Regions from separate parts of the Mus musculus genome. Here region 1 is linked to region 2. The links are chromatin loops, found by intact Hi-C in ENCODE. Cell type or tissue: heart. All regions are shown on one strand. Each heading gives the region's core, and the rest is flanking DNA. Links, peaks and the distances in the headings are about the cores only. Region 1 holds the start of Zfp446 (zinc finger protein 446). Region 2 holds the start of Chmp2a (charged multivesicular body protein 2A).

What was found. A loop is a pair of places that touch in the nucleus more often than their neighbours do. Peaks named below come from ENCODE experiments on the same cell type or tissue, not always from the same donor. Only the 100,000 strongest peaks of a DNase experiment are listed, where the experiment ranks them.
Region 1: a loop joins it to region 2, with 2.5 times the contacts of the local background. A loop is called at or near these places in 10 of 42 quality-filtered maps.

Annotation. Positions count from the first base shown.
Region 1 is chr7:12,970,500-12,985,921 of GRCm38, forward strand. Zfp324 (zinc finger protein 324) reads left to right here. Exons shown (of 4, transcript NM_178732.4): 4 at 1-3,323. The coding sequence ends at 1,138. It overlaps Zfp446 (zinc finger protein 446), which reads left to right and starts at 7,349. Exons shown (of 6, transcript NM_175558.4): 1 at 7,349-7,613; 2 at 8,499-8,879; 3 at 8,952-9,147; 4 at 9,386-9,480; 5 at 11,347-11,428; 6 at 11,620-15,217. The coding sequence starts at 7,353. The coding sequence ends at 12,176. In heart, for the core only: no CTCF peak of the experiment used is centred there; DNase peaks (open chromatin) are centred at 7,352, 7,672, 8,812 and 9,032; H3K4me3 peaks cover 2,321 bases; H3K27ac peaks cover 2,796 bases.
Region 2 is chr7:13,027,165-13,042,586 of GRCm38, forward strand. Trim28 (tripartite motif-containing 28) reads left to right here. Exons shown (of 17, transcript NM_011588.3): 4 at 453-588; 5 at 669-785; 6 at 857-971; 7 at 1,244-1,390; 8 at 1,500-1,614; 9 at 1,717-1,823; 10 at 1,924-1,960; 11 at 2,043-2,088; 12 at 2,179-2,431; 13 at 2,512-2,831; 14 at 2,919-3,042; 15 at 3,125-3,211; 16 at 3,291-3,428; 17 at 3,525-3,868. The coding sequence ends at 3,698. Chmp2a (charged multivesicular body protein 2A) reads right to left here and starts at 7,613. Exons shown (of 6, transcript NM_026885.3): 1 at 7,471-7,613; 2 at 6,665-6,878; 3 at 5,478-5,657; 4 at 5,271-5,401; 5 at 5,125-5,186; 6 at 4,842-5,038. The coding sequence starts at 6,832. The coding sequence ends at 4,911. It overlaps Ube2m (ubiquitin-conjugating enzyme E2M), which reads right to left and starts at 10,814. Exons shown (of 6, transcript NM_145578.3): 1 at 10,457-10,814; 2 at 9,402-9,496; 3 at 9,270-9,308; 4 at 9,048-9,151; 5 at 8,678-8,741; 6 at 7,956-8,590. The coding sequence starts at 10,565. The coding sequence ends at 8,450. It overlaps Mzf1 (myeloid zinc finger 1), which reads right to left. Exons shown (of 6, transcript NM_145819.2): 6 at 15,139-15,422. In heart, for the core only: a CTCF peak has its summit at 4,177 (motif pointing left); DNase peaks (open chromatin) are centred at 7,607 and 10,817; H3K4me3 peaks cover 4,450 bases; H3K27ac peaks cover 3,827 bases.

The DNA.
Region 1 (15,422 bases), core at 2,760-10,759, 57 kb before region 2:
AGGGAAGGCCTTCTCTGACTTTCTGGCCCCAGGGAAGCAGCCACGGGTAGCAGAGCAGCGAAAGCCAGAGATGCAGCTAACCCCTGGGAGAACTTTCCAAAGCATTCCAGATCTCCATGGGGCAGAGGAGGGACGTGGGATGAGTGAGGCTTGGCATGAGTCTCAGGGAGACCCCAATGTTACAGAGGCCCGGATATGGGATGAGCTGGGAGAGGCCCTCCAGGCCGGCCCAGGTCTTCTCTCTGGGGACAAACCTTTCGAATGTAGGGCGTGCAACAAAGTGTTCGTGAAGAGCTCAGACCTCCTCAAGCATCTGCGTACTCATACCGGGGAGCGGCCTTATGAGTGCGCCCAGTGCGGCAAGGCCTTCAGTCAGACATCTCACCTGACTCAGCACCAGCGCATCCATAGCGGTGAGACGCCTTATGTGTGCATGGTGTGCAGCAAGGCCTTCCGACACAGCTCCTCACTGGTGCGCCATCAGCGCATCCACACAGTCGAGAAGTCATTCCACTGCAACGAGTGTGGTAAGGCCTTCAGCCACGGCTCCAACCTCAGTCAGCACCTAAAGATACACGCAGGAGGGCGGCCCTATGCCTGCGCACAGTGCGGCCGCCGCTTCTGCCGCAACTCACATCTTATTCAGCACGAACGCACGCACACCGGCGAGAAGCCCTATGCCTGCTCCCTCTGTGGCGCAGCCTTTAGTCAAGGCTCCTCGCTCTTCAAGCACCAGCGTGTGCACACCGGAGAGAAGCCTTTCTCTTGTCCACACTGTGGCCGTGCCTTCAGCCACAGCTCCAACCTCACACAGCATCAGCTGCTGCACACGGGCGAACGACCCTTCCGCTGCGGCGACTGTGGCAAGGCCTTTGCCAAGGGCGCAGTGTTGCTCAGCCACAGGCGTATCCACACGGGTGAGAAGCCCTTCGTGTGCACGCAGTGTGGCCGCGCTTTCCGTGAGCGCCCAGCCCTCTTCCATCACCAAAGGATCCACACAGGAGAGAAGGCCCTGAGGAGGCCCAGGGGCAGTACGCACCCCCAGGCCAGGTCTCTTGGGGTATCCTTAGATGGCGCACCTCCAAAGGCCAGTTCTACCACAGCCCCACCAGCAGTCCCAAAGATAGCTGAGGCCTAAGGTCACAGCTGTGCCCTTCTCTGAAATCCCTTTCACTCACTGTGGAAGAGCCTGTGTTCTCAGCAAATCCACTGTGGTGTGAGGCAGGTACAAGGAAGACTTGCCAGTCAGTTCCATTTACAGCTATATCCTAAAAGAAGCTGTCCTGGAGAGGAATCCATAGACTGCATGAACCCCCCTGGGACTGGTGGAGTAGGCAGGGACTGACCCCGGAACTAATGTGTGACTCTCAGACTTTGATCTTCATGGTAATGCCACTTCAGTATTTCCTGACTGTGGCTATACAAACAGGAAAAGAGCCCGCAATAGGCAGGAGCTCTCAAATTAGCAGCTGGAGATACAACCCCAGTGCATTCCATTTCTTTGGTGCAAGCTTCAGGCAAACAAATGGTTTGTTTCTGTGCCTCAGCCTTCTCCTCTGGGAAATGAAGAGGGAAGGAGATTTGGACCAGTAGAGGATGATGCTATAAAATATTCTAGCAGCCGGATATCGTGACACATGACTTTAAACCCGGGTCTTGGGAGGCAGAGGCAGGCATGTCTCTTCTGAGTTGAAGGTCAGCCTGGTCTACATAGTGAGTTCCAGGTCTCAATCAGAGTTACACAGTGAAACCCTGTCTAAACAAGGAGTAAATGTTCTTATAGGATCCAGATAAAGTCCAAGTAGACTCACAGCCAGCCATGTGCTAGGTGCTGCCCAGTGAGCAGCTTGTGGGTCTTGTATTGATTTCTCTGCTTCAAACAAGAAAGCTCAGGTGGCACAGAAGAGTTAGTGTGGCCTAGAGCACAAGGCAGAACCAGGGTTGAACTCAGGTGGACTTCTCCAGTCTCCATCCAGGCTCGAAGGGCTGGCATAACCCACCAATAGGAAATTGAAGCCTGGAGGGAAGATGTCCCCCTCAGCTCTGAAAGACAGGTCAGGAATTCTGGTTCCTCGGCATCCCCATCCTCATGCGGGCCTGTCATCAGCCACTACCAAAGCCATGCTATATGAGCCCGAACATCTGAAGTGGTGCTACTGACTTGAGAGGAAATGAGACAGGGCTGCTTATTTTTGCTGGGCTTAACCATCATGCACCCACCTGTCCCATCCCATCCCATCCCATCTGAGCCCAAGGTAAAGAACTGAGCAGGGAAGACTTGGTGTTTCCTGTGACTTCTGAGACCCCCGACGCCCAGTGATAATGACCCTAAATGGTGAGGGAGGGCAGATGGGTGCTTGGGATTCAGTTTGCTTGTTGCGGCCTTTAGCAGACCAGGTCCCATGTAGACCTGAGGTCACAGCAACAGGGAAATGAATGCCAGTATTGAAAAGTTAAAACAGATATATACTATAATTTCTTACCTAGATATGAAAGTCCACACCTCTTGACTCCAGGACATGTCTCCTGGTTTTTATTGCTGTTGTTTATAGTTCATATTTATATGTGTGGATACATGTATGTAAGGGCATGCATACATGCATGCGGAAGTCAAAGGACAATTTTCAGGAATCAGTTTTCTCCTTCCACCACATGGGTGCTGGGGATGAAACTCGAGTTGTAATGCTTCATGGTACAAGCTTCTAACCACTGAGCCATCTTGTTGGCCCTGATGTTGTTTTGTGACAGGGTCTCATGTAACCCAGGCTAGCCTTGAACTATCTCTGTAGCCAAGGCTGGCCGGAACTTCTGATCTCCTGCCTTTGCCTCCTGAGTGCTGAGGCTATAGGCAAACAGCTGCATGCCAAGTTTATTCAATGCTGGAGATTAAACCTTGTGCCTGTTTAGCAAGCACTCCACCAACTGAACTATGTCCTTCTACCTCAGCTTTGGGTTTTAATTAGTTCAAAGAACTAGGCTTGGTGTGGCATGCCTGAAATCCCCACGATCAGGAGTTCGAGGGGGCAATTCAAGGATAGTTTGAGGCCTTGTGTTTTGTCTCAAGTCAGGGTTTCTCTGTGTAGCCCTGATCATCTTGGAACAGGATGCAGCTCTGTAGACCAGGCTGGCCTTGAATTCAGAGAAATCCACCTGCTTCTGCCTCCCAACACTGGGATGAAAGGCCTACGCCATCACAGCCCAGCACTGAAACCCCTATCTTAAAAAAAGAAAAAGCTGAGTTGAGATACACCTGTATGAACAATAATATTGTTTTTTACCTTAAAACAAAGCAGATGATATTAAATGGATGTGCAGAGACATGCCACTGGAGTCAGCACAGACACTTTGGCTTCAATCTGGGTTCCCAGAGGCCATAGGGTAGAGGTACAGCTTACCTGCAGCCTAGTGTAGGATACAGGCGGCCACAGGTAGGTGGGGGAAGCCAGGAGATCTGGGGAAAGTGAGCTGCCCCAGAGCAGCGGTTCTGTTGGTAGATGAGCCCTTGCGGACCGGGCTATGGGAGGGAGGAGGGTGGGAAGAACGAGCCAGTGCTGTGACTGTGTCTGCTGATGAGGATGAGCGCATGGGCAAAGTTGAGTCCTGCCCTTTGGGAACTCCGGTCCCGTCACCTGGAGGTATGGTGGTGCAGACCTGTAACCCTAGCACTTTGCGAGGCTGAGACAGGAGGATATGAAGTTAATCTTCCAGACCAGAGTGGGGCTACTGAGACAGTTTGGAGAAAAAAAATTAAAAAGATCAGATGCCTTGATGGGTACCTTTAATCCCAGAACCCAAGAGACAGAGACACAAGCAGGTCTATATAGCAGTTGGGGGCCCATAGTGAGACCTTGTCTCAAAAAAGCAACAAAACCATCTTGCAGCTACCCTCTATACATGAGACATAACTGTCCCACCACCTGCCGGTGGAGTCAGACACATCTGTCCACTAAACCTCATTAAGTTATGCAAAGAGGGATGCTGTATAGGATCCAGCTGCCTATGACTGTTTGGGAAAATTCTCTGAGCTAGGCCTCCTGATACCCGATAGGCCCACTGTCGTTTCCTCCTGGATGGAGCTATGTAATGCCAGGAAGGCTCAGGACCAAAGGTACATTGGGCAAATGAGGTCCCTAACAGGTTTCCCTAAGGAAACTGAAGCAAATGTCCTAAACTTTCCTGGGCCCACAGGCTGGAATCAAGGCCATCTTCTCTTCCTCACCAGCCTCTTCTGCTTGTGAGCCAATTGCTTTTTACCTTCATCCTCCTAGAATCTACCTCTTCCAATACCCAGAACTGGCCTGCGCTCCCCTATGCATGGTCTTCCCCAGGAACTATGGTTATATTGGGCTGGCTCCTCTTAACAGGCTGTGCCTGTAAAAATGTCCTTGGGCTTTCTAAGTCAAATGTTAAACCAGCTAAGCTTGGTAGCATCTGCCTATATTATCAAAACTGGGAAAACTGAAGCTGGAGGATATAGAAATCCTGTCTTAAAACAACAAAACAACCCCCACCCCTCCAAACCCAAAGCCAAACAAACATGCATCAAACTCAACACTTAGCTCTACAGGTGAACATGATGCAGCAAACTCAACACTTAGCTCTACAGGTGAGCATGACACAGCAAACTCAACACTTAGCTCTACAGGTGAACATGATGCAGCAAACTCAACACTTCAGTAATGTAAGTCTACAGGTGAAGATGGGGAGGGAGGGTAACATAAATGACAATGACACTTGGAAACCAGGAGATGAGTCAATCTGCATTTAAGGGAAATCAAATACTGAGCTGACACTGGGATCTCTGTCTCATGATTTTCCTAAGCAGCCATAAACCTACATTCCAAATGGAGAGAAAGAAAACACCAGAGAAAGACTCCTAAGTCCTGCTTGGTAAATGAGTTTGTTGGGGTTACAAGCGTCAACCCTTTGAGGAGTGAGAGTGGTCAAGCTCTGCCCACACAACACTCAGATGGCCCTAATGGCTGGATCCGCCCCTCCAGCTACATTGGGGCCAAGCTCCTCCCTACAGAGTAAAAAGCCCAAGCTCAGGCTGGAGAGTTGGCTCAGCTGTTAAGAGCACTGGCTGCTCTTTCAGAGGTCCTGAGTTCAATTCCCAGCAACCACATGGTGGCTCACAATCACCTGTAATAGGATCCAATGCCCTTTTCTGGTGTGGCTGAAGACAGCTACAGTGAACACATATACATAAAATAAATGAGAAATATATATATATATATATATATATATATATATATATATATTCTGTTTTCTGCTCAGTTCTCTGCTGCTTCTCACCTGAAATACAACCACCTTCTGAGTTTTTCCCTCCCAATAAATCTCTTGTCTGAGGTTTGTTGTATATTGTGACTTTGTGGTATTTCCTGGCTCCCAACTTCCAGGATACCTTTCCTTTCAGAGCTGTAACACTGCCACTGGGGAAGGCTTCTCCCCTTCCTCCCCAGAGCTGGAACATTTACAAGAAGATGGGTGACTGAAGAATCTCAAACCTAATTAACTTTTTTTTGTTTGTTTTGTTTTGTTTTTCGAGACAGGGTTTCTCTGTGTAGCCCTGGCTGTCCTGGAACTCACTCTGTAGACCAGGCTAGCCTCAAACTCAGAAATCTGCCTGCCTCTGCCTCCTGAGTGCCCTAATCAACTTTTTACCTTAAAATTTATCATTTCTAAGATCACACATGGGCTGGAGAGATGGCTCAGTGGTTAAGAACACTGACTGCTCTTCCAAAGGTCCTGAGTTCAAATCCCAGCAACCACATGGTGGCTAACAACCATCTGAAATGAAATCTGATGCCCTCTTCTGGAGTGTCTGAAGACAGTAACAGTATAGTTACATATAATAAATAAATATTTAAAAAAAAAAAAAAGATCACACACAGTTAGGCAAGAACGACTGGTGACCAAAATGTCTCCCCAATCCAAGAGGAAACTTGAACACCCCAGTACCATAGACCTAGCTATCTGTTATAAATTTTATTTTGTTACCCTAAGAGCTAGGTCAGTAGGTCACCACAGGCCCTCTACTTTAAGACAGCTGAGAGGCTAACCTGGGGGAACTTAGATCCTGCCTCAAAAGATAAAATGTTTCATGGTTACATTGGCCAACCTAATATAACCATTATAATTAAGGACTGAGTTGGGGCTAGCTCAATGATAGTTTACCTATTAAATATGTGGTCTTAGATTTAATGGCCTGAACAAGGGAGAAATAAAGATGGTAATGGTCATGTCAAGCCCAGGGGTAAGATGTATACCATCACAAGACTCAACCAGGTCTATCCTGTGGCACATAGAAGGCTTAGAAACCAGCCTAGCAGGGAGGTGAGCACTAGAACAAAGGTGTTTCCAAGAGAGCTTTCTGGGAACCCCCTTAGGCCCCCTTAGCGCTTCTCCTCAATAGGTAGGTGGTGAGAGTTGTGTCCAGAGAATCTGTAAAAGACAAATTCTACCGACAGAACTGCTCAGGAGTTTTGGATGTAGAGAACCGCTGCTCTCTACAGTAGCTGCCAAGGAGAAGGTTCCTGGGTAGCAGAAGAAACCCAAGTAGGCAGATCGAGTTCAGGATTGAATGGTTTATATCACAGTCCAGCCACTTGATATGTGGAAATAAAACTAAGCCCATCTGCAATTAAGCTAAAAAGCCTCTAACTGTCGGATATGGGGGCCCATGCCTTTAATCTCAGCGAATGGGAGAAAGACTGGCAGAACTATTGAGTGAGCTCCAGGCTAGCTAGTAGGGTCTACAGAGTGAGTTCCAGGACAGCCAAGGACTTTTATTCTTTAAAGGCCCCATTCCCCCACAAACAAACAAAATGCCATCAACTGCCCATTGGGAGAAAAAAAATAAATATAAGTCATCTTGTCTAACTACATCCTCCTAAGTAAGGGTTGAGTATACCTCGTAATTTTAATCAGAAACCTCCGTCCTTATTTTCAGTAATGTTATCTGAAGACTATTAGTGAGGGTTGGTAATTACATGGTTACCTCCTCTGAGCACTTGTTCACCTGTAGGCCTACTGTCTCCACAATATCCAGGGAGCTTAACGGAGATCCGATGGAGGCCATACTGAGTTTTTCTCGCCCACCACCGCCTTTCACCTGGATTCCCAACGGGATTGTCTAGAACAGTCTGGACTCAAGAGGCCAAGGAGCCTCCACCTAGGCCTTCTCCGAGGCAGGGGGACCCTTACAGCTTAACTCAGAGAACAGCAAGAGGCCCTAAGTTGTGCGCTAGCTGTTACCTAGGAGACACAAGGAGCGAGAGTCCTTCCGGGAGCGCTAGCTCTGATTGGTCAGGATGCCTCTCTGGCCAATAGAAACCAGGTCCGTTGCGCACATGCGTAAGGAGGCTAACCCACAGTCGGCTCCGTCCTACGTGAGTCCTACGGCTGCGGTTGCAAGAGAAGAACGGCTGCCAAGTCAGGAGTGGGAACCCCCCCCGGAACTCTGCAGCAACGCGACCCCAAGGAGAGGAGCGAAGAGTCTCGCGCGTGAGAGGCCTTGGAAGCGTGCTGTCGTTCTTGCTGAGGCTCACGGGAGACGTAGTCCGAGCGAAGGGGGCCGATCCGGCGGAGCAGATGCAGGATTGGCCGGGCTGGTAGGGCAACGCGCGAGGCGGGGCGTTCTCTGAGTGGCAGTGGGACGTGCTCGGTGTCACTTCCTGGAAGTGCCCCAACCTCCTGGGGCTCTCCCACGCGTCAGAGGTGAGCTCACTCCTAGCTGGGCGGGCGCAGCTTCATAATCCGGCTCCTCGGATCACCGAGAGCACCTCCCAGCCGTCGGACCCACCCCTTTCCTGTGTCAGAGCCTGACACCCCAACTCTTGAGTTTCTCCAGAGCAGGACGGATGTCCCAAGAGAGCCGATTTAAAACCAGAATCTTAAGAGCTGGGACACAGGTTCCAGTTTACAACTCCACACAAAACGGGGCTGTTTGATTTTGGCTTTTGTTTCAGGGTTTCACATGCGTAGTAAGCTGAGGCAGTATGAGGCATCCACAATTCAGCTGCGATCAGCGAGCTGTGCCTCCCAACCCATAATAAGCTCCTGAGAATGCACCCAGGCTTTCAGCTCTGCCCCAGGTCTTGTACCTGTGTCTCAGAGCCAACTCTTCAGCTAGCACAGTGGTCTGCCTCCTGTCTGAAGCCTCAGGGCTCCAGGTCACCCAGGATGATGGTCCCACCCCCCTTCCCTCCGTGTCCTGCTTGACCCTTTGTCTACTGGATGAGCCACTTTCATCTCCCAGGAGCCCTGTGTTGTACCCAAATGTTTGAGCCCGTCATTTGCAGTTTTCTAGAAGGTCCCTGGACATTCCACCCAGTCATTTATCTTCAAAACAAAATACAGCTGCTCAACTGCTGTGGGGCTGCACCTCCCATGACCTTCTTTGAAGTTCTCCTGGCCTCAGGGTTCTCTTTTCCGGCTTCTAGGAGGGGTCTGGTGTGTGTCTTCTGACCTTAGATGACATTCTTCCTTTTCTGTAGGTCCCTCTGTCACCTCCAAAAAGACCCTTCAAAACAAGAATGCCATCTCCTCGGGGTACCCCACACCTATCCCTCAGAGACTCCAGGACCACCCTTGAGGAGCCTGAGGCTGCACGACTCCGTTTCCGGGGTTTCTGCTATGAGGAGGTTGAGGGACCCCGAGAGGCACTGGCCCAGCTTCGAGAGTTGTGTCACCAGTGGCTACAGCCTGAGTCATCCTCCAAAGAACACATAATAGAGTTGCTGATTTTGGAACAGTTCCTGGGTGTGTTGCCCCCTGAGATCCAGGCCTGGGTTCGAGGGCAGCGACCAGGAAGCCCCGAGGAGGCCGCAGTTCTTGTTGAGGGGCTGCAGCATGATCCTGGGCAGCTGCTGGGCTGGGTGAGTGAAATGACATTAGCTTCTTAGAAGGACAGATCGAAGGGAGAGCCCCTGTGACATGATTCTCTTCAGATCACAGCCCACATCCTGAAGCCAAAGATGCTTCCTCTAGTCCAGAAGGAGTCCTCAGGGAGTCACCACATCTCAGCAGCAACGGAGTCCTCCAAGGCAGGCCTTGCGGAGGCACCGCTGAAGGCCGGGATAGATCGATCTACCCAGATCAGTTGCAGTGTGAAGGAGGAAGTCAGTGCTGATGGGCAGGAGATGGGTGAGGGAATGCAACATGTGAACTTCAAATCCCTGGGGTGGGGATGGGGGTAGGGGTGAGGTCAGAGCACGGTGTCAGGGCTGCAGCTCCTAAACTGAGTCTGACAATCCCAGCTGAGATAGGGACTCTGGAGAGACCATAAAGCTGGATCCCTGAGAAGAATGGGGTCACTTCCCCCATGTCACATGGCAGAGGCAGGCCAAAGGTCAATGCAGTGACAACTGCCTCTCTTCCTCAGTATCTCCAAGTGCCCTCCTTTCAACCCAGGATTCCGAGGGACATCTTGAACATCAGGAAACGGTCTCCATATCCTTCCAAACAGGAAGGATCCAGGTAAACAGCCTCTCGCAGGAACTGCAGGCCATGTGTGGGGGAGGGGATTACCCCTGGTGGCTGTGTTCTGCCCTGTAGTTTTGTAGGATCCCCTGCCAGTGACTCATGCGCTTTTTACTGCTTCTGAGTAGTAAATACCTTCCCTCCCACCAAGTCCTAAGAGCTGAAGAATAGACCGGTAGAATCGAACTAGAAAGGATTTAGGCCCCAGGTCCAGGGTGTCTAGAACTGGCGGGCATGGCTTCCTCACTTCCAGAGAAGTCAGTTACTGGAAAGGTTTGTGGTATGAGCCAGCTGTTATGTGTACGGTTGGAGAGGTGTCCTGCAGTCCTGAGGTCAGATCAAGATACTCTTCCCGAACATTCCTCGAATCCCTTCTACTGCTCTTCTCAGTGTACAGTGGCATGGAACCTGAGCTTACCCCACTACCCGAGTGTATATAGTTAACGTGGAGGGGGTAGGGATCTGTGCTCTCCAGGTTCCTTCTGCTTCCGAGCCCCTCCCTTCCCCAGTAGGATGCCTAGTTAGGGTGTGCTTCAAGGTTAAGAATCCCTTCTCTGACCCCTCTCTGGTGTCTTCCTCCATTCCAGACAGTAGTACCAACTCTCGATGTAACTATGGCTGCCACCTCCCTTTCTCCAGATTTGCTTTGGCTTGTCCTTCGAGGTTTTTTTCTCAACCTATCAAAGACCTATATGGCAGATTTCAGGGCAAGGAATTTTTTTCCTTGGTAAGGCCACCATAGGACCCTGTCTTGCCACCAAACTACCTCTCTTCAGACCTTTCCAGCTGGTACCAAGCACCTAAGCTTTTTTTCTCCATCACTTTTGCGTACTCACCTCGTCACAGTCCTAAAATTCCTCCTCCTCTTCCTCCTCCTTTTTTCTTTTTTCTTTTTCTTTTTTGGTGTGTGTATGGGAGGGCAGTTCAAGACAAGGTTTCTTTGAATAACAAGCCCCAGCTGTCCCGGACTGGCTTTGTAGACCAAGGAACTCCTGAGTGCTGGGATTAAAGGTATGTTCTACCATGCCCAGCTTCATTATTCTTTTTTCATCTTAGTCTTCCAACCCACCGCACCTTGTTTTTGTTTTTGTTTTTGTTTTGTTTTATCTCTCTACTCAGCCCCAAATGTCCTGGATCCCAGTATGTAGACCAGGCTGGCCTCTGCCTCTGAGTACTGGGATCAAAGTGTGCACCTACCATACCTGGCTCCTTAGTCCTCTTTCTAAAAAAATAAAATAAAATGAAATAAATAAAGGTTTTGCAAATGTAGCTCATTTGGTAGAGTGCCTGCCTAGCATGCATTAGGCCCTAGGTTCTATCTCCAGCACTGCATAAACCGGTAATCCCAAAACTCAGGAGGCAGAGACTGGAAAATCAGAACTTTCAAGTTATCCTCAGCTACGTAGTGCATTTGAGGCCAACCTGGGCTACATAGACCTACTCTTTCTCACAGGCACCCCAATAAAGGCCAAAAAAAAAAATCTCTCACCCCAAGGAAGAATTTTCAGTTTTGTTAATCAGTCTTGACAGAAGGTAGCTGAAGCTCAGGTAGTCTCCAGACCTCTTGTTGACTTTCCATCACATCCTGTTCATAGTGTAGTGACTAGAAGGATAGACAGCCACTGTGGCTTTCTCCAAAACCTACCCACAAGTTCAGTCCTCTGGCCATCAGTGAGATAGACCACTGAGAAGACAGGGATGGTAGGTTGGACAGATGAAAGCTGACCCAGAACTCACAAATGCCAATACTGGCTTGGTCCTTAGCCTGCTACAGATGGAGATCCAGTAACCTGCCAGCCACGGGGTGGTGGGTAGGGGTATGAGGCTGCCTGGGAGAGGCAGTGACTGCTTGCATCCTTGCAGGAGTGGGGCCTGTTGGACTCATCACAAAAAGAGCTGTGCTGGGGTGTGATGCCGGAGAAGTACGACACAGTGGTGTCCCAGGGTGAGGATCAATGGCCTTCCCTGTCCCATCCTCCACACACCTCCCACGTGTACTAGGCCCTCACTGGGGCTCCCAGTGCAGTGGCCCAGCATCCGGCTGCATCTCTCTTCTACCAAAAGGTTCCCATCCCCATACTTTTGTGTAAGCCCCCATGTGTCCAAGCCCCCAAATGAACGTTCTTTCCACCCTAGCAAGCCTGCCGCTGCTACAGCCAGAGACACATGTTGACTCTGAGCTGAGACCAAAACAGGAGATGCCACACGAAGGACCAGAATCCCTCCGGAGCCATCCCCCAGAAGTGGGAGCCATTGCAGATCCAAGGCTAGTTCAAGCCACTCCAAGTGAAAGGCAGAGCCCTTGCAAGGACCCTTCAGTCTTGTCTCCCACACCACTGCTTGAAGCCCCAGCGAGGCCCACACCTCGGAAGCTGTACGTTTGTGAGCAGTGTGGCCTCAGCTTTGACTGGAAGTCCGTTTTCATCATCCACCTCCGCACACACACGAGAGGGCCAGGCCTGGAGAGACCATCACAGGTGGCCCGGGAGCCGGCCATGAAGCGCTCCCCTGGCCTTCGGGGATACACATGCGTGGAGTGTGGGCGCAGCTTCAGCTGGAAGTCACAGCTGGTCATCCACCGCAAGAGCCATGCAGGCCAGCGGCGCCACTTCTGCCGCGACTGTGGCTGTAGCTTTGACTGGAAGTTTCAGCTGGTCATTCACAGGAAGATCCACCAGCCAGAGGGTCCATGAGTAGCTGGAGAGGCATGTCTCACCTTGGATTCCTCCATCCCCTAATGCACCACTTTAGCATCCTCTCTAGCCAAGAGGAGGTTCTAAGGTACCCCAAATAGGTCAGGGATTGCAAGAAGATTGCCCTGTCCAACACCAGACTATCCAGTGTAAGGAGAAGAGGCTAGTCCCTTCCTTTGGCCCCTGCTTTGTGGAGCCAGGCCTGGGTTCGATGACTAACCTATCCAGCTTGTGCAAAAGGTGGACACTCCCTACTTCAGGATGCTCAGAAATTGCCTCAGGTCCCTCCTTGCAGTGGCTGGGCAAGAAGTCTCTGTGGAAGGTACTGGAAACCACAGTTGCCTTTCTCCCCTGCTGCATGTGACCCTTAGACAAACATGCTAGATTTGTTTGTTTTGTTTTGTTTTTTGAGACAGGGTTTTTTCTGTGTAACCCTGGCTATCCTGGAACTTACTCTGAAGACCAGGCTGGCCTTGAACTCAGAAATTCACCTGCCTCTGCCTCCCAAGTGCTGGAATTAAAGGCATGTGCCACCACTGCCTGGCTAACATGGTAGATTTTTAATGTAAGTTATACGTCTATAACAATTTCTAAGTAAAACTCCTGACTTCTAGCTTCCATTGACCAAAAGAGCAGCCGTGTGTGCTGGCTAGCAGACTACAGGAACCACAGGGCAGCTGAGCCCTAAAAGGCCTAATTAGTTACTTCTCTCCTCCAGCCTACCTAGTTTCCTGACTACACACATTGCTCCCCACCCGCCCTGGCCTTTGAACTCCTGAACTTGAACTTGGATGAACAACTGACTCTCCTTTGGGTGCATGAGAGCACATGAGTGGATTCTGAGAAGTTAGATAACCCATGGGTACCTCAGGCCATGCATGCTTCTGGGTGAAGGCTACACCGCACAATGGCCAGTTAAACTGGAAGACAAAGGGTCATTCCTTGATGCCCAGGGAACTGTGACCCTCTTAACAATCACTCAGAATTTTTCAGTGCATGGTGGCCTACTAACTCTGCCTGTAAACTAGGTAGAGCAAAACAGATTTACTTACTAATTGTTCCAGTGTCAAAGCACTGAAGCATGTCTCATTAGATCAAAGACAGACTTACCCTGGGAGCTACCCGAGACCCTTGGCTTAGGACCTCTTTTTCCATCTGCTTAAAGAGCCTTTGAATGGCATGGGTCCCCTTAGATATTCCAGGGTGATCACCTGAAGCTCAGGTGATGAGATGGGAGCTTTTCTTTTGTTTGAGACAGGGTCTCCTAATGCAGCAGCTGCTGCCTCTAACTGGTGATCCTCCTGTCTCAGCTTCCTATGTGTTGGAACTATAGGCTTGTACCACCAAGCCCAGGTTGGTATTTTAAACTCTCTGTATATATGTTTAAGACAGTCTCACTTTAATGCCCTCAAACTATCTGTAGTCCTTCAACCTCAGCCCCTGAGTGTTGGAATTAAAGTTGTGTGTCACTGCGCCAGACTAAGACTTTAAATACTTTTGATTTTAAAATTTCGAACTATGGAGCAGGATTCAGTGCTGTAGGCAGATCTCTGTTAGTTTGAGGTCAGATTGCTTTGCATAGTGTGTTCCAGGACAGCCAGGGGCTATTGTGAGACCCTGTCTTAAAAATAAGTAAAGAGAAAAAAAATAAGTAAAGAAATAAGCAAATAAATTCTGCAGATGGGCACATCAAAGTGTCGTCTAGAAACCTGAGTTTTCAACACTGTCCATTTGTGCTCACTAATCCAGTTTGTTGTTCTAGGGGTGTGTGGGTATGTATGTATGTATGTATGTATGTATGTATGTATGTATGTATGTGTGTGTGTGTTTACGTACATGGAAGCCAGAAGAGAGTATCAGGGTCTTCTACTTAGTCACCTCTGCTTGTTAATGTCCATCCTGGAATCCAAACTGCAGTGACAGACTTGAACTCTGGCTCCGATGACTTCACATCAAGCGCTTTTAACTACTGAATCATGTCTCCAGTTCATGACATTATTGAAGCACTTGCTTCAGTCTGAGCCCCTCCTTGCTGCTCCCATGTGCCTCTTCCTTCATGTCCCTGTTCTACCTGCCCCTGCTCATGAGTAGTTTGAGTTTTCATGTGTTCCTTAGACTGCTTGCCCATTCATTATATTTGTCCTAGACAACTGAAGAACAGTGTCAGTTCCTACAGCAAGTTCCAGAACCTGATCTTCATAGGTTTTGTTTGTTTGTTCTTTTGGAGGGGAGCTGAAATGATCTTTCCATATAACCCAAGCCTGCCCTCAGCTTCTTTTTATTTAGTGTGCACGTGCACACACACATCTGCATCAGTTTGCATTTACCATATACATGCACAGCACCAACAGAGGTCATAAGACTAAAATCCCCTGTACTGGAGCTACAGGTGGTTGTGAGCCACCATATGGCTGCTTGGAGCTGAACCAAGGTTGACTGCAGGGTCAGCAAGTGGTTTTCAACACTGAGCCATCTCTCCAGCCCCTTCCTTACCTTAAGTTCTTGATCCTTTTTTAGTTTTGTTTTTTTGAGACAGGGTTTCTCTAACAGTCCTGGCTGTCCTGGAAGTTTATGGACTGCTGGCCTTAAACTCACAGGTGTTCACCAGACTCTGCCATTTGTGTGCTAAGATTAAAGGTATGCACCAGAAGGAAAACTACACACACACACACATACACACACACACACACACTGTGTGAACAGTGTTCTTTCTGTCTGTAGACCTGCAGGTCAGAAGAGGGCACCAGATCTCATTATAGATGGTTATGGGTTACCATATGGTTGCTATGAATTGAACTCTGGACCACTGGAAGAATAGCCAGTGCTCTTAACCTCTGAGCCATCTCTCCAGCCCAAGACTGTCTTAATTGTCAAACCATCTGTGTTTGTCATAGTTGGTCATGGAGCAAACCTGTAATCCTAGCAGGCGGGACGATCAGGAGTTCAAGGTCTTTCACAGCTACATAGCAGGTTCCAGCCTGTGTTAACATGAAATCCTGTCTGATAAAACAACCTCAAAATAAAACAAAGTAATAAAATTGATATCTTTTGGTGGTTTTTCTAATCATAATAAAGTTTGAACAAAAGACAAAGTGCAAAGTATTTGGTGTGTGTGTGTGTGTGAATAAGTGTGGTATATGTGTGTTTGAATATGTTGGTACATATGTGTCCAGGTGTTGGGTGGAGGCCTGAGGCTGATGTTGGGAATCTTCCTCACCAGTTCGTTCTTTGAGGCAGGGCCTCTCA
Region 2 (15,422 bases), core at 2,984-10,983:
GGTCTGCTTTTGCCTCCCAAGTCCTGTGCCTCAGGGCTTTTGAGGACATCTCACTGTAGAAACAAGTCTGTTTTTGAATTCAGTATATGCAGTTCAGGCTTACCTTGAACTTGAGATCATTCTGTTTCCTAGGTGCTGATAATATGATTAGAATTTTTGACAGTGAGTGCTGGTGTTAACTTCTGTGAGCCATCAGGGCCTTGTTTATTTGGGAATGGTTGTTCATTGGTGAGTGGGAAGATAACCAGGAAATAGTAAGGACTTTCTCTTTACAAGCTTGCCTTTATTCCTTATTAGTTGGTGTAGTCATTTTGTGAGTAAAAAGCTTCCAGACCTAGATCTTTATCAATAAATGGGCCAAGGTTGTGGGACAAACTGGAATGGGGTCAGAAGGGGTTTGTTTTGTTTGCCGCTTGAGTTGAATGGCTGAGGGCATAATTCCTGTTTCCTAGGACCTGCTAAGACTCGAGATGGAGAGCGAACAGTCTACTGTAATGTGCACAAGCATGAGCCCCTCGTGCTGTTCTGTGAGAGCTGTGACACACTCACCTGCCGCGACTGCCAGCTCAACGCTCACAAGGACCATCAGTGAGTCTGAAGGCACACTGGGTAGTTGGAAACCATTATTTCTAAGTTTAGCATGCAGGCTCACTCTTTTGTGGTCTCAGGTACCAGTTTTTGGAAGATGCAGTGAGGAACCAACGTAAACTCTTGGCTTCACTGGTGAAACGTCTTGGGGACAAACATGCCACACTTCAGAAAAACACCAAGGAGGTTCGAAGCTCGTAAGTTCCGCTGCCAGGGGTATTGGGGTACCAGGGCAAGGTTATCCTTGCTTGATTGTCTTGTCCATTAGGATCCGCCAGGTGTCTGATGTGCAGAAGCGAGTGCAGGTTGATGTCAAGATGGCCATTCTGCAGATCATGAAGGAGCTGAATAAGCGGGGTCGAGTTCTGGTCAATGATGCCCAGGTAAAACTTAGGGCTGCAAGGGTATTAACCAACCTCTCCTTTCTTGTTTTTTGGTTTTTTTTTGTTTTTTGTTTTTTTGAGACAGGGTTTCTCTGTGTCGCTCTGGTTATAGACTAGGCTGGCCTCGAACTCAGAAATCCGCCTGCCAAAGGTGTGCGCCACCACGCCAGGCAACCTCCACTTGTGCTGGCAGCTGACATGACACTGCAGGGTGGAGAAGGATCCTAGTGCTCTCTGCTTTCCCTAACGAGACTGTTTTCCTTGAATTGCAGAAGGTGACCGAGGGTCAGCAGGAACGTCTGGAGCGCCAGCACTGGACCATGACCAAAATTCAGAAGCACCAGGAACACATTTTGCGTTTTGCCTCTTGGGCTCTGGAGAGTGATAACAATACAGCTCTCTTGCTCTCTAAGAAGCTGGTGTGTAGTGGTGGGCTTCATTCAGCTAGGTGGCCCCTCAGCACCTTAAGACCTTATAAGTTGCCAAGTATGCTCATATGCCATATTTTTGCACCCTCTCCCCCATTAGATCTATTTCCAGCTGCATCGGGCCCTCAAAATGATTGTGGATCCTGTGGAGCCTCATGGTGAGATGAAGTTTCAGTGGGATCTCAATGCCTGGACCAAGAGTGCTGAAGCCTTTGGTAGGTTGCTTAGCCCTTTTTTTTTGCTTGGACCATGGGAGCATTTGAGGTGAGGCAGTATTTATTATTGTGCCCAATGGGAATTCTCTTATCTTCATTCAGGCAAGATTGTGGCTGAGCGTCCTGGTACGAACTCCACAGGTCCTGGGCCCATGGCTCCTCCAAGAGCCCCAGGCCCTCTAAGCAAGCAAGGTTCTGGCAGTAGCCAGGTGAGCTGGGGAGAGAAACAAAGGAGAGGGAATGAGTGAGAATGAGGGCCATGGGGGCTACTGTACCTTGCTGATGGCACATGTTCTGTTCTGTCTCTAGCCCATGGAAGTACAAGAGGGATATGGCTTTGGGTCAGGTAAGTAGTTGTGCCTTGGAAATTGGGCTGGGTGAGTACCCCGTCTCTGTCTTTTCTGCCAACTCTTTTGTCTTCTGAGCAGATGATCCCTATTCAAGTGCAGAGCCGCATGTATCAGGCATGAAGCGGTAAGTGTGGCAGCCCATTGAAGTAGCAGGTGGGTACAGTATTGGTGTGGTAGGAATATATGTGAGCTCATGACAAGATACACTTAACAGGTCCCGCTCTGGTGAGGGAGAGGTAAGTGGCCTCTTAAGGAAGGTGCCACGTGTGAGCCTTGAACGCCTGGATCTGGACCTCACCTCTGACAGCCAGCCACCAGTCTTCAAGGTCTTTCCTGGAAGCACTACTGAGGACTACAATCTGATTGTTATTGAGCGTGGTGCTGCTGCAGCAGCTGCTGGTCAGGCTGGGACTGTGCCACCAGGAGCCCCTGGTGCCCCACCCCTTCCTGGCATGGCCATTGTCAAGGTAAGATGTACAGGATGGTCCTTAGAGAGTGAAACCTGTCACCCTAAGATTTTGATACTAAGAATCAAACTGTCTTATAGGAAGAAGAGACAGAAGCTGCTATTGGAGCTCCCCCGGCTGCCCCCGAGGGTCCTGAAACCAAGCCTGTGTTGATGCCTCTGACTGAAGGTCCTGGTGCCGAGGGACCTCGTCTAGCTTCACCTAGTGGCAGTACCAGCTCAGGCTTGGAGGTGGTGGCTCCTGAGGTTACCTCAGCCCCAGTAAGTGGGCCAGGTATCCTGGATGACAGTGCCACTATCTGCCGTGTCTGCCAGAAACCAGGTGACCTGGTCATGTGTAACCAGTGCGAATTTTGCTTCCACCTGGATTGCCACCTCCCTGCCCTGCAGGATGTTCCAGGGTATGTGTGAGGCTGGGCAGGATCAGATAGATTGTGGAGAGAGAGCTGGTTGTCATCTTTTACATTTCCTAATCTTCCTCATCCTAGGGAGGAATGGAGTTGCTCACTCTGCCACGTGCTCCCTGACCTAAAGGAGGAAGATGGAAGCCTCAGCCTGGATGGAGCAGATAGCACTGGTGTGGTAGCTAAACTCTCACCAGCCAACCAGCGGGTAAGAGCTGAATGCATGTGTTGTGTGGCCCAGTAGCTGAAGCTTTCCAAGCTACAACTCTGATATCTCTTGTATTGTCTAGAAATGTGAGCGTGTTCTCCTGGCCCTGTTCTGCCATGAACCATGCCGTCCCTTGCATCAGCTGGCTACCGACTCTACATTCTCCATGGTAAGTCCCAGAACAGGAGAGGTTGCAGGTGCCAAGAGGTGGTGACCCCCCTCAATGTCTATGTTGTCTCTCCCTACAGGAGCAGCCTGGTGGTACCCTAGACCTGACCTTGATTCGTGCTCGCCTCCAAGAGAAGCTGTCACCTCCTTATAGCTCCCCCCAGGAGTTTGCTCAAGATGTGGGCCGCATGTTCAAACAGTTCAACAAGCTGACTGAGGTGAGCCTGCAGAATGAAGCCGGGGGTGGGGGAGTATAGCAGGCAGGGGAAAGAAAAGCCAGGACCCACTCACGTGTGTATTCTTAATTGGAACAGGACAAGGCAGATGTTCAGTCCATCATCGGCTTGCAGCGCTTCTTTGAGACACGCATGAATGATGCCTTTGGTGACACCAAGTTTTCTGCTGTGCTGGTAGAACCACCACCATTGAACCTTCCCAGTGCTGGCCTAAGTTCTCAGGAGCTCTCTGGCCCTGGTGATGGCCCCTGAAGCTGGGGCTCTTGTGGTCAGCCCAGTCCAGCTCTGGTCTCTGTATTTTCACCCCATACCCTGTCCTTTGGTGGCCTGACTCCTGTTCTTGCTGGCCCCATCGTCCCCTCAGTCCCTCTTCACAAAATGGTTTTTACTTCTGTGGATTTAATAAAAACTTCACTGAGTCAGTTGCTCATGCCTCAGCTGTCTGGGGACTGTTCCTGAGGTTTTAAGACTCATTCTACAGGTGACCTTACTTCCCTCTTTTTGGCCAGGTGAAACATTTGTACACTGTCCTTGGTAAGACTTGGATGGAGCCCGGCGTGGTGGTGCACGCCTTTAATCCCAGCACTTGGGAGGCAGAGGCAGCCGGATTTCTGAGTTCCAGGCCAGCCTGGTCTACAAAGTGAGTTCCAGGAGCCAGGGCTATACAGAGAAACTCTGAGACAGAGTTTGGATGGAGGCCTCAGGTGTGCAGTGCCTCCCAGTGGCCAGATACAAATTTAGACACGAAGCAACTTAACTGCTTACATTTAATCAACTGCTTACATTTAATCAAAGTGGGTTGTGTGAGATTCTCAAAGGGTTTTTTTGTTTTTTTAAATATTATTTCTTCAGACACTCCAAGAAGAGGGCATCAGATCTCATTACAGATGGTTGTGAGCCACCATGTGGTTGCTGGGATTTGAACTTATGACCTTTGGAAGAGCAGTCAGTGCTTTTAAAGCGCTGAGCCCCCCTCAAAGGGTTGTTTTTACAGACATTGTCTGGCTATCCTGGACATCTGTAAATGAGGCTGGCTTTTAACTCAGATCTACCTCTAGAGTGCCAGGATTAAAGGTGTGCATTAGCACTCAAATTTAGCATAGCATTCCTTTCTATGACCCATAACTGAGTTTCATATCCCAAGTTGGTGGACAGTTACCACTTTAAATCTCATCTGTTGCCATGGATTGTTTGGTTAGTATGTGTTAGGTGGAGAGGTATATATGCATTAACTGGATGCTGCGCCCACTTGGGTCACTGGTTTAACTTGCTAACTGGTGGCCCTAGTGTGGAGCCTGCACCTGAGCGTGCTCAGAGCCTTTTGTATTAAGCACAATCATCTTCACTCGAGCCTGGAATTTGGGTCCCATTGTCACTAGTCATAAGCTCACAGCCTTGGTAAATTAGTGTCCAAATTTCTTTATTACAGGGGGACAGGATGCACTGAGTTGGGGTGGGGTGTTTTCAGTCCCTGCGAAGGTTCTTGAGCCTCTCTTCCAGGTCTGCATCAGCATCAGCCAGGGCTGAGGCTGTGGCCTCTGCTTTCTTCCCACCAGCTGCCACACTGAGTGAGCCTCCAGTGGAGGGAAGGTCTGCAGAGAGAGTTGAGGGTCAAGGGCTGTGCTTTGTGTTGTGGCTGAGCTTTGGGTGGGAAAATAGGTGGATTTGGAACACTCACTTGACAGCTCATCTGTGAGGCTCAGTCCCAGCTCATCCAGGACCTGGGACACAACAGCATCACTAGGAAAGAAAAAGAACTCATCAGGACTACGAATGGGTAAGGGTCCTGGTAAATATCCCTGCCTTCCTGTCAAAGTCTCACACCTCTCCTCTTCATCTTCCTCATCACCCATGGCATCATCAATTGCGTCATTCATCATTTCTTCCTTCATGTCCATGATCTCTGCCTGCCGTTCAAACTCCATCATGATCTTCTGGATCTGGGGTAATTTCAGCTGGAAGAAGGCAGGGAGGGTAAGTGACCTGCTTGAAGGTCAATGGGGATGGGAAAGTGGATTGGGAGGGACAAACCTGTCTGTTCATAGTGCCCATGGCCTTAGTAACACCCTTCATGGCTTGTGCCATTGAGTTGTTGGATTTTAGAGTCTGTATCTTGAGGGACACAGCTTGGATGTTGGCCCGCATCAACACAAACTTGCGTACATATCTCCGGGTACGCACCAGGTCTTTTGCCATGATTCGAACAGCATCCTGCCGAGTGGGCAAGAGAAGGATGACGCTGTGAGGTTATACTTAAGGTCACTTGCCCCTCCAAAATCTCACCCCTCTCTTAGGGATATCACTCCTCAGCCCATATATAGCCCAAAGTAGCCTCCTACTGACAATTCTGCCTCAAACCTCCCTTAATGAGGGGACTATAGGCATTGGCTACTAACCTAAGTATAGGAATGTGTATATAAAAGGCCTAGGCTCAGTACCTATTTCCTTCAATGTACAGAGTCACCTCCAGGATATCCACAACCTTTTTATTCAATTTGCACTCCTAGACTGTATCAAGAATCTGTCTTGGGAGCCGGGCAGTGGTGGCACACGCCTTTAATCCCAGCACTTGGGAGGCAGAGGCAAGTGGATTTCTGAGTTCGAGGCCAACCTGGTCTACAGATGAGTGCCAGGACAGCCAGGGTTACATAGAGAAACCCTGTCTCCCCCCCCCCCCCCAAAAAGAATCTGTCTTTGGCCAGGGATATGACTGAGGTAGGGCCCTGCCCCATATTTACAAAATCCTGGAGTCCCTGGCAGTGAATTAAAAAAAGACGTTCATCCAGGTTGTATCTAGAACCACATACAAATCCATTCAAGGTGCAGCTTCTATTCCCTACCTAAATGTTGCTGGCACAGCCCCAGGAAATAACCACCTCTGAGCAATTGTTCTTGTCCTTACTCCCATCCTTAACTCTTGCCTATTCATCACAGCTCACACTGCAACCTACATTTCTGTGTGTCTGGTCCACCTCTACTCCTTAGCTCTCTTGGTCTCCCAGTTTGCTACTTGACTTGGCAACATTTGGCTGTCGTGATGGCTAGCTTTCTGGAAGCTCACTTGTACTATCTGTGAAGAGGTCCTCCCTGACACCCCAAATTGGGAAATTACTGTTAACCCTTCATGATAGTTTGCTCAAAGCACTGTTTCACTGTTATCCTTAAAACAATGACTGAGACGGCACCTTGCTTCGTGTCCCATATCACTTGACACTTACCATCTGGCCTTGCTTTGCCATCTTTTTGATGTCCGCAATGATTTTCTTTTCCTGGGTTTCTAGTTTCTGTCGTTCCCTGTCCAGTTCTCTCATGGCTCGGTTCAGGGCCCTCTGGTTTTGCCGAAGTAGTTCCTCTGGCGTCTTCCGGCGCCCAAACAACAGGTCCATGGTGGTAAGACTCCACCAGCAGGTCTGGGACAACCGTCAGAACTAGCTGTAGAGTGCAGGGCCCAGGGCAGCAAAAGACAGAAAGGGTCACATAAGTAGATAGGGTGTAGAAACTGGAGGTACGCTTGAGTAGTCAAAAAGGATTAGCCGGTGAGAACTAGTTATACATTTCTGACTCAAGCACACCCACTCTACTCTCTGCTCTGCTTCCACAGACGATGGGGCAAGCCTGTTTCTGACTTAAGGGTGTGGTTCTGAACTGTTCCAGGGACCCAGACCTGAGTAGGCACATCAAGGTGATTGAGTACTGAGGAGGGGGTAGTTGTGAGGCCCCTCGACAAGGGAGGATAGAATGGAGTAGGTTCTGAAATGTGAAGTTGGGCCCTAAGGTGGGGTAATGGGCATGAATGCCAAGGAAACCAGGCTCGCGGGCGTAGGAGTGACGTTCTCAGGCTCAGGACGTGACAGACACTGAACAGGTCTTGGAGATGTTGAGCCTGCGTACCGAGGGCAGGAAGAGGTGAAGACCTCGATGTGGGTAGGGACAGGCGGACCGCGCGGCATCCGATGCCTCGGCCCAAAGCCCCCTCCTACGCTGCCTACCAAACGGGACCTGCGGCTCAGCAGAGACCACTCACCGGAGCCGAGAGAACGATGGGTTTCCGCTTCCGGGTCACGCCTCTACCCCTCCGAAGCCTTGAGACTCCACCAACGACAACCCCTCGGTTCGGTAGCCCCTGCTGCGGCCGCCGTTTCCGGATTAAGCGACCTGACGTCACACGACCCACCCTCTCCGGGAATGCTGGGAAGTGCTAGGACGCACGCGCACAGCCAGCCACAGAAGCGCATGCGCAAAGGGCCACGCACCTCAGCAGAAGGTACAGGTCCCACCCAAGCCAGCCTCACAGGCCCATGGCGGGAGCACAGCTCGACTGGCTATTCATTCTGGAAGGCCCATACTCCACCCACTTTTGGGCAGTTAATAAATGGCATTTTAGCAAGTGCTTGGCTCGAACCAAATTAGGCCCACACATGGCATAAAGGGGCAAGCCTGGAAATGACTTGTAGGCTCCCTTATGTTGGTGTAAGGTCCAGGAGCTGAAATTAGCCGATTCTTCCATTGCTTGCACCTCATCCCAGTGAGTGGTCCCACCCAATCCACGGCCACATTTATCTTCATTATAGACGCTGGTGGACCTCACTTGTACCTCCCACCCCACAGAAGGAAGAGGCAGAGGCCATGCAGTAACATTCCCCTTTAATAGCCTGGTGGGACCTCCAGTGGTGGTGGGGTGGGTTGCTTGGGCCTAGCGACCCAGGCCCATTGCCCACTTACCCCACAGTCAAGAGTGGGGAGTTGGACAGCACCCAGCGGGAGGGGGGGGGCGCTAAACAAGCCAATTCATTTCCCATCGCTGAGCAGGTCGGGGGGGAGGCAGCACCGACCATAATCACGTGGTGGTCAAAAAAAAAATAACTAGGGGCAGGTGACAGGGAAGAGAGGCAAGGCCAAGGCAGGGGCCAAGGCTACCCCACACACCTTACCCGGGCCCCCAATAAATATTTGCAGGGGATGCCTGGGCCGGTAACCCTGGCAGGGATGGGTAATTGCTAACCCTATTTCAGGCAGCGCTCGAAGTAGGTGGACCCGATGTAACCACCTCTCATGGAGCGCTGCACATTTTGTTCAAACAGCCGCCGGTTGTTCTGCAGGACCTCAGCAGCCTCCTTGTTCAGTGGGTCCTCAGGGTTCGGCTCCTGTGGCCGGTACAAGTGGAAGTCAACAGGCAAGAGAGAGGCAGATGGCCAACAAACCCTCAGCTTCAAATGCCTAACCCTACTTACCAAGAAGAGATACTGCAGGCCATAAATTATGGAGTTTATCGTAAGGACTGGCTTCCAGTCCTCTCTGTGGGCAGAGAGCATCAAGGTTATCAGGGGCTGGTGAGTGGGAGGCTGCTACAGGCCCTGCTAATACTGAACAGGTTAGGCCCATAGAAGGCCTTTTAACATTGAAGTGTGAGATCTAAGAGTGAAGATACGGGACAGGGCAGGACACAGAGAAAGCCAAGGTCAGGTCATTAGAAAAACAACTAAGACAGAAACAGATTGACCATAAAGGGGAGGGAAGGACAGAGATAGATGCAGTGTCCACAGAAGGCTGAGGATACCTGGAAGGCAGGTCTTGGGAGGGAAAGGAAGGCAGTGCCCTCACCTGAGGATGTTGAGGCAGACGTTGCCCTCGAGGTCAATGTTGGGATGATAAACCATTGTTTCACACTTCACCTTGGGAGGGTCATGTGGGTAACCCTGTCCCACCTGGCTCCAGAAAAAGAGAAAGGAGATGGGAAGGTGTAAAAAGAGAAAGGAGATGGGAAGGTGTTTTGGTTGTACCCAGTCTTCTCCACAGAGCTACCTTTGTACACTTGAGACTCACCTTAAAGCTGAATACAAACTTGCCACTTTTGTAGAAGCCCTGGAAGAGGAAGGGGGAGAGTGAATGAAGACCCTACTCTTATGGGGCCACCCCTGGTCTGTTCTTGGGAATCCTGCCCTGTTTTACTCTTACTTCATCAGGACAGATCACCAGCTTGAAGTTGAGGAGGTCGTCTGGGTCTGAGAAGCTGATGTCACACGTCTTGGGCAGGTTCAGCTCGTTAATGTCTAGGTTTGGACAGCATGGAAAGGGAGAGAAACAGGTAAAAGAAAGGAGGTCTGGGCATGTGTCAGCAGAACCCATAAGTTCGCTTTCTAGACCTGAAGAGCTTTGTGTGGTGTACTTTAACTCAGTCTGTACTACTCCATATTCTTTCCACTTTCCAGTCTCTACGTGGACTCTTCTGGATACACAGTATCCCATATACAAGCATCTTCAAGTATAACTGCCCATCTCTTGGGAAAACCCTTACCCAGCTAAGTCCTCCACAAGTTCCCACAACATAGTCCCCAAGAACCTCTACTCCCATAACCCTTGCTTCCAAGAACCCTGAGCACCTTAAACCTGAGGTTTTCTATCTCTAGTCATTATCTCCACTCACTACTGTTTATCTGTCCACCGCAATTCAAGGACCATGACACCGGCCCCCCAACACTAAGTCACCCCTTCTCATCAACCACCCACCTCCACTGTCCTTCCTCGTCTCCATCTTATTACAAGCCCAAGATCCCATCTCATCCTTGAGATTTCCTGTATGGTAGCTTAAATTGACCCACACTCACATTTTTTAGTTCCTGTAACCTTCTTTTCTCCCTCCTCTTCACCTCAAACTCAAAATTGCTCTGCCTGACCCTCTGGACCTGAGTCTTGGGCCACGAGTCCCCAGTTTAAAACACTAAACCGTCTCCCACTTATTCCCAATTCGTAACCTTCACAATCTTCACGACACGGCACCCCAGAGCAAAGTTCTCGTCTGACTCTCAAAACTATACCCCTCCCCTAACAGATTCCGCGTCCCTAACACTCCAGGCCCGAGTATCCCAACGCCCCAATCTATGACCCTCCCTAGTGACCGCACCCCCAGTCCCGCATCACAACCCTCGAAACCTGACCACCAATACCAAATATCAGGGGCCGCATTTTCTCGCCACGGTCCCTGACCTCGAACGCAGGGTCCCGACCCCTACCCTTCTGAATCCGGAGCTGCGCCGCCGACGCCTTCTTGCTGCTGCCCTTGGTGCCGCCGGCCGACTCCTCCTCCTTCTTCTGCTGCTTCAGCGAGAACAGCTTGATCATCCTGCCGCCGCCGCCGCAGCCCGCCGCCGCGGGGGCCCGGGACCCCGGCCACCCGGCCCCCCGCCGCCGCCTGCGCCGCTTCCGCTCCTCGGACCCGCTACCGCGGCCTCCTCCGCTGCCGCTCGCCCGGCCTGCCGCGCTGCTCCGCGCCCACCGCACGGCCCGCCTCGGCTCCCGTAGTCCGGCTCTGGCCTGGCTAAGCACCTCGGGTGTGTTCGGAGGTGCTCGGGAGGACTCGGCGATCCTCGGCCCCGCCCCTGCTACGGTCCCCGCGCCCTCCTCCCCCTCTTCCGCTTGGGTCTGGTGAGGCCCCGCTGCGGCTGCGGACGCCGGCCTTTACAGGTCCGCCGCTCTCCCGCCTACTTGCTCCCTCTGCTAGGAGGCTGCGGTGAGGTGGAAGGAGGAGGCGGTAGCCGCGCTTGCGGCGGCAGGGTACCGCAGGGTACCGGTGGAGGCTCAGCTTCCGCGGCAGGCGCGGCTTCGATGCGGAGGTCGGCAACGGCCTCGGGCGCCCCGCCGCTTCGGCACTTTCCGTCGCCTGCCCACTTCGGTTTTTCCTGCCTCAGCTGTGCTCTGCGCCTGCGCAACCCTTGCAGCCCCCTGGTTCCTCCTCATTGTAGTTTGAGGTTCGGTCTTTTTCGGTTAAGCTCGGGTATTTCCGTTTGTGGAGGTGACTATTCGGCGGTCTAGCGGGTACTTCCTGGGACGCGCACCCAGTAGAGTAGGAAGCAGTGCTTGCGACCATTTTTGAGCGAGGCGGGTAGTGAGTGGCCGTTTGGCTCTCGGTGGTTCCATTCAATCTTACACTTACGCGGAGCGCAGCGGAACCGGGCTAGACTGGATCTTTGCTCTCTGAGGATTCAGCAAACGCAGGGCCTGGACGTTTTAAGGGACGTTGTCGAAGGGTGCAGAAGCAGGCTCCCCTAATCCCACCGCAATCCCAGATTCGGATTGATGTAAACTAGTTTAAATTTCGAATTGCTCTGGAGGCTTGAGGCATCAAGTTGGCTTGAGCCCAGGCGCTCAGGGATACCCTAGGCAACACATCGAGACTCTTGTTCCTTAAAATAGATTTCTATTGTGCAACAGGCTGTGAGCAACTGTGTAGTTCTAGGGTCCAAGGTGGACGTGGGTATAGGACTCATAACTGCGGCTTAGAGAACAGCAGAAGTGGCATTGGCTCTCTCGAGTGGCATTGTGCCTCTCGATTGGCTTATGTTGAGTGAGCTTAGGGTGCTTGGGAGGCAGAAGGAAATAGCTCAGGATGGGTCAGTGACTTCAGGCTGTCATCTAGGAATCCAGCCGAAGCCAGAGTCTAAATGCTTCTTGTTGCTTGTCTGGTCACAGCTTGAAAAACATGGCCAGAACAGGTTCGGACTCTGTTCTGCTCTTTGCCATCTGACAGCATTTGTGCCACCCAGCATGACCCGCGGTTCTACATTCCAGACTTAGCCAGCAGCACCCTCCTCCTCCTGACTTTTTAAGGCTAGCTCATTCTGAGACTCAGACAAATCACTCTAGAACTGTTCATTACTGTCTTGTCAGTTACCATTTTTGTCAGTTACTATCTATGCTGACTATTTTTGTGCAGCTGTTGTTTTTCTGGCTTGCTTTCTTCCAGATAGGATCCATCTCTGTAGTCCAAACTCAGCACGTAGTCCAGGCTGATCTTGAACTAACATTATTCCTGTTGTCTCTGTTTCCTGAGTGCTGTGGTTACAGATACATCCCTCCTTTTTCTGACCCTTCTAAAGTCCTATGGCTGTGGCTACATGGGGCTCTGGCTAATCTTTCTGGTCCTACAGTTCTACTGACTGGGGTAGCACTTGCCTGCCTGTGTTCATTCACTACCCCTCAGATTGGATTCTAAATTATGCTTAGCTTAACTCAGGATCTTTGGTAGCCTGTGAGACAGGAGAGATCAACACTGAAAATTATGGGGACTTAAGAAAGGAATAGAGTGGCTGGAGAGATGGCTCAGTGGTTAAGTGCATTGACCGTACTTACAGAGGTCCTGAGTTCCCAGCAACCACATGGTGGCTCACAAGCATCTGTAATGGGATCTGACACCCTCTTCAGGTGTGTCTGAAGACAGCTACAGTGTACTCACATACATGAAATTAAAAAAAAAAAAAAAGTGGTGGTGGAGGAATAGAGCCTCTGACTCTGTAGCCTGGTTGAACCTGATTTTTCCCTTGGAGAAGTAGGAATGCCAGTACAATGAACAGCTGCTTCAAGGCATTTCTTCCCTCTCAGCTGTAGACCTACAATTTTCTAGGAATCTCACCAGAAGCTCCATTATAGGAAAAAGGTGTGTCCTAGACATGTAGTAGCTTCTGGTCTTACCTTCTCTGATTATCCCATCCCAGGCATCTCTGCAGCCACCCTCTAGCCTTTTCAAAAGAGGAAGGAAACAAGTTTCTTAGCAACCGTTTGGAATGTGACTTGAGAGCCATGAAAAAGGTATTATAGCTAATGCTAATACAATTGAGGCTATCCCTTGAGGGTCCTATATATACCACCTTCCCCCATTCTCCCTCTGCAAACATGTAACTACACTTGATTATATGTTATGTTGTCTATTTCTGAGCACTTCTCTCATGCTTAGAGCTTATATTAAAATATCCATACTTTGCTTTTTACTTGCTATAGCTGAAATTCTTTTCTGCACTAGAGCCATGAATCTAAGTTTGTCCTGAGTCCAGATCTCTGTATGATTAGGGTATTTCACAGGCAGCTAGAGGTTGCCACATGGATCTGTGTCTTTGTCCCCTCACAACTGACAGTTGGAGGGAATAAGAGTGTCATAGGGACTGGGGACCCCCTTGTTCTGCACAGGATCAACCTCTCTGTGATGTGGTTTGGCTTGCCTACTTAACCTTGAAGCTATGTCCATGTTTGGAGTATCCAGATGAAGGGGTAAGAATAAGTAAAACTATCCACACAGAAGTAGCTTGGACACACTGCCCTTAAGATGGTTTTCCTGGAGATGCTAAGGCCAGAGCCAATCTGACACAGCTACCCAGAGAAAGGCCTTAACTGGGGCTTAAAGCCTGAGCTGAGTCATGTTACATGGGGCTCCTTTGACTACTTGCACCCCAGTGCCCCTTGGGAACTGTGCCAAAGTCATAGACAGTGAGGTGGAAGGGAAGATGGCTATTGCAAAGGCAGCAGATATCATGGTGCCCCAGGCCTGAAGTGTCTAGGATCATGTAAACTGTTGTCAACTGTATTTCCTATGACTTCCTGCTAAATATACTCCTCCTGAAGACTTCCCAGGATGAAGGAGACCCTAGTAGAGCTATGAACAAGAGTCATGGCAGAAGGAGCCTGTGGCTGGAATGAGGGGAACTAATTCCACAGGATAGAGCAACTGAGCCTGGGCCTGCAGCCTGGGCTCTCTAATTTGGGAGTCCTTTCTTAGTACCTGTTGGCTACAAACCCATAGGTATGGGAAAAGCTTGACATGTCTGAATTTCCATTCTGTATCATGGCCACGTCCCATGTCCAGTCCTCAGTGCTGCTCCCACTGGCATGAGGAAAGCTTTGCCTGCTTATGACAGATTGAGTGAGGGCTTGGGGGCAGGGTGCTGTTAGGATGAAAGTGATTGGACAGTGGATTTGGGCACAGGGAAACAATGTCATGGGAACTGACTCAGAACAAGATGGAGAATTTGAGAGGTAGGCAATCCATTTGGAAGCCCATGCCCTCCCAAGGCTCTGGAATGTGGTGGGAGTGTCAGGGAAGACACCATGACATCCTGTCTCATGACAAGAGCTGAGATACCACATAAATTCCTGCCTCTGGGCTCTAGACTTGTCTGTCTCGGCTCTACTGTAGGGCAGAGACTCCACAGAGGCCTTCAAACCTGCAGTTCTAAGAAGGTGCCAAGGGGTTTAGGAAGGGTGACATTCTGCCAGGCCACACCGATGTCTTCACCTGGCAGCTAAGGCCTTTCTAACAGAATTCTACACCACCCTGAGCCAGGCCTTGGAGCTCCCTGGACAGAAAGTCCTGAAGGTTCTTCCTCAGGACTCTCACTTCGGGTCAGGATGCTCAATGATCAAAGCTCCCACATGGCTCCTCCCAAGTTCCACCTCCTTCACACTTCACTTTAAAGCACTGGGAAGTTGCTTACAGATCTTCACTGCTAAGTGTGATCACTTTTCTTAGTTCTCCCTCAAAAAGCTTTGGATATCTGCAAAAATCCTAACTTTGTGCTTGCCCTAGTACTATGGGCAGTCTTGCTCTTTGATGATAACCCCAGCCCTCTGCTCTCATCCAGCTGATGGCTGACACCCATTGCTGAACCTGCCAGCTTTCTGGGGACCCTGGCTCAAATAGCATGGTTCTTGCTTGTCCTCTCTTTCCTGCTCATCTTTCTCCTCTCAGCAGCAACCAAGATCTTATCTCTAGTTTTCCTGACTTGTTTTTCTCCCCAACTCATAAAAAATAGTCCTCAAAACCTAATTGGGGTGGGGGGGGCATAATGCATTGATTCCAGGGCCTGGTGAATACTAGCCTATCAATAAACTTCCTAGCCTTCACCCCCTTTTAAAGTTTTTTTCTTTCCCTACTTATTTACTTGTGTATGTGCACGTGCAAACATAACCCAGAAAACACAGATTGTGGAGATCAGAGGACAACTTTCAGGAATTGGTTGTCTCCTTCCAACATGTGGGTTCCAGGGATCAAAGTCAGGTCATCAGTTTGACCTTGATGACAAGGGGTTTTACCTCTGAACCATCCTACTGCAAAGCCCTGGCCTCCAAGCAGTCCTGGAAATAGCTAGCAGTCCATTTATGTCAGCCTCCTGAATAGCTAGGACGGTCACAAGGCATGCACCACACCACCGC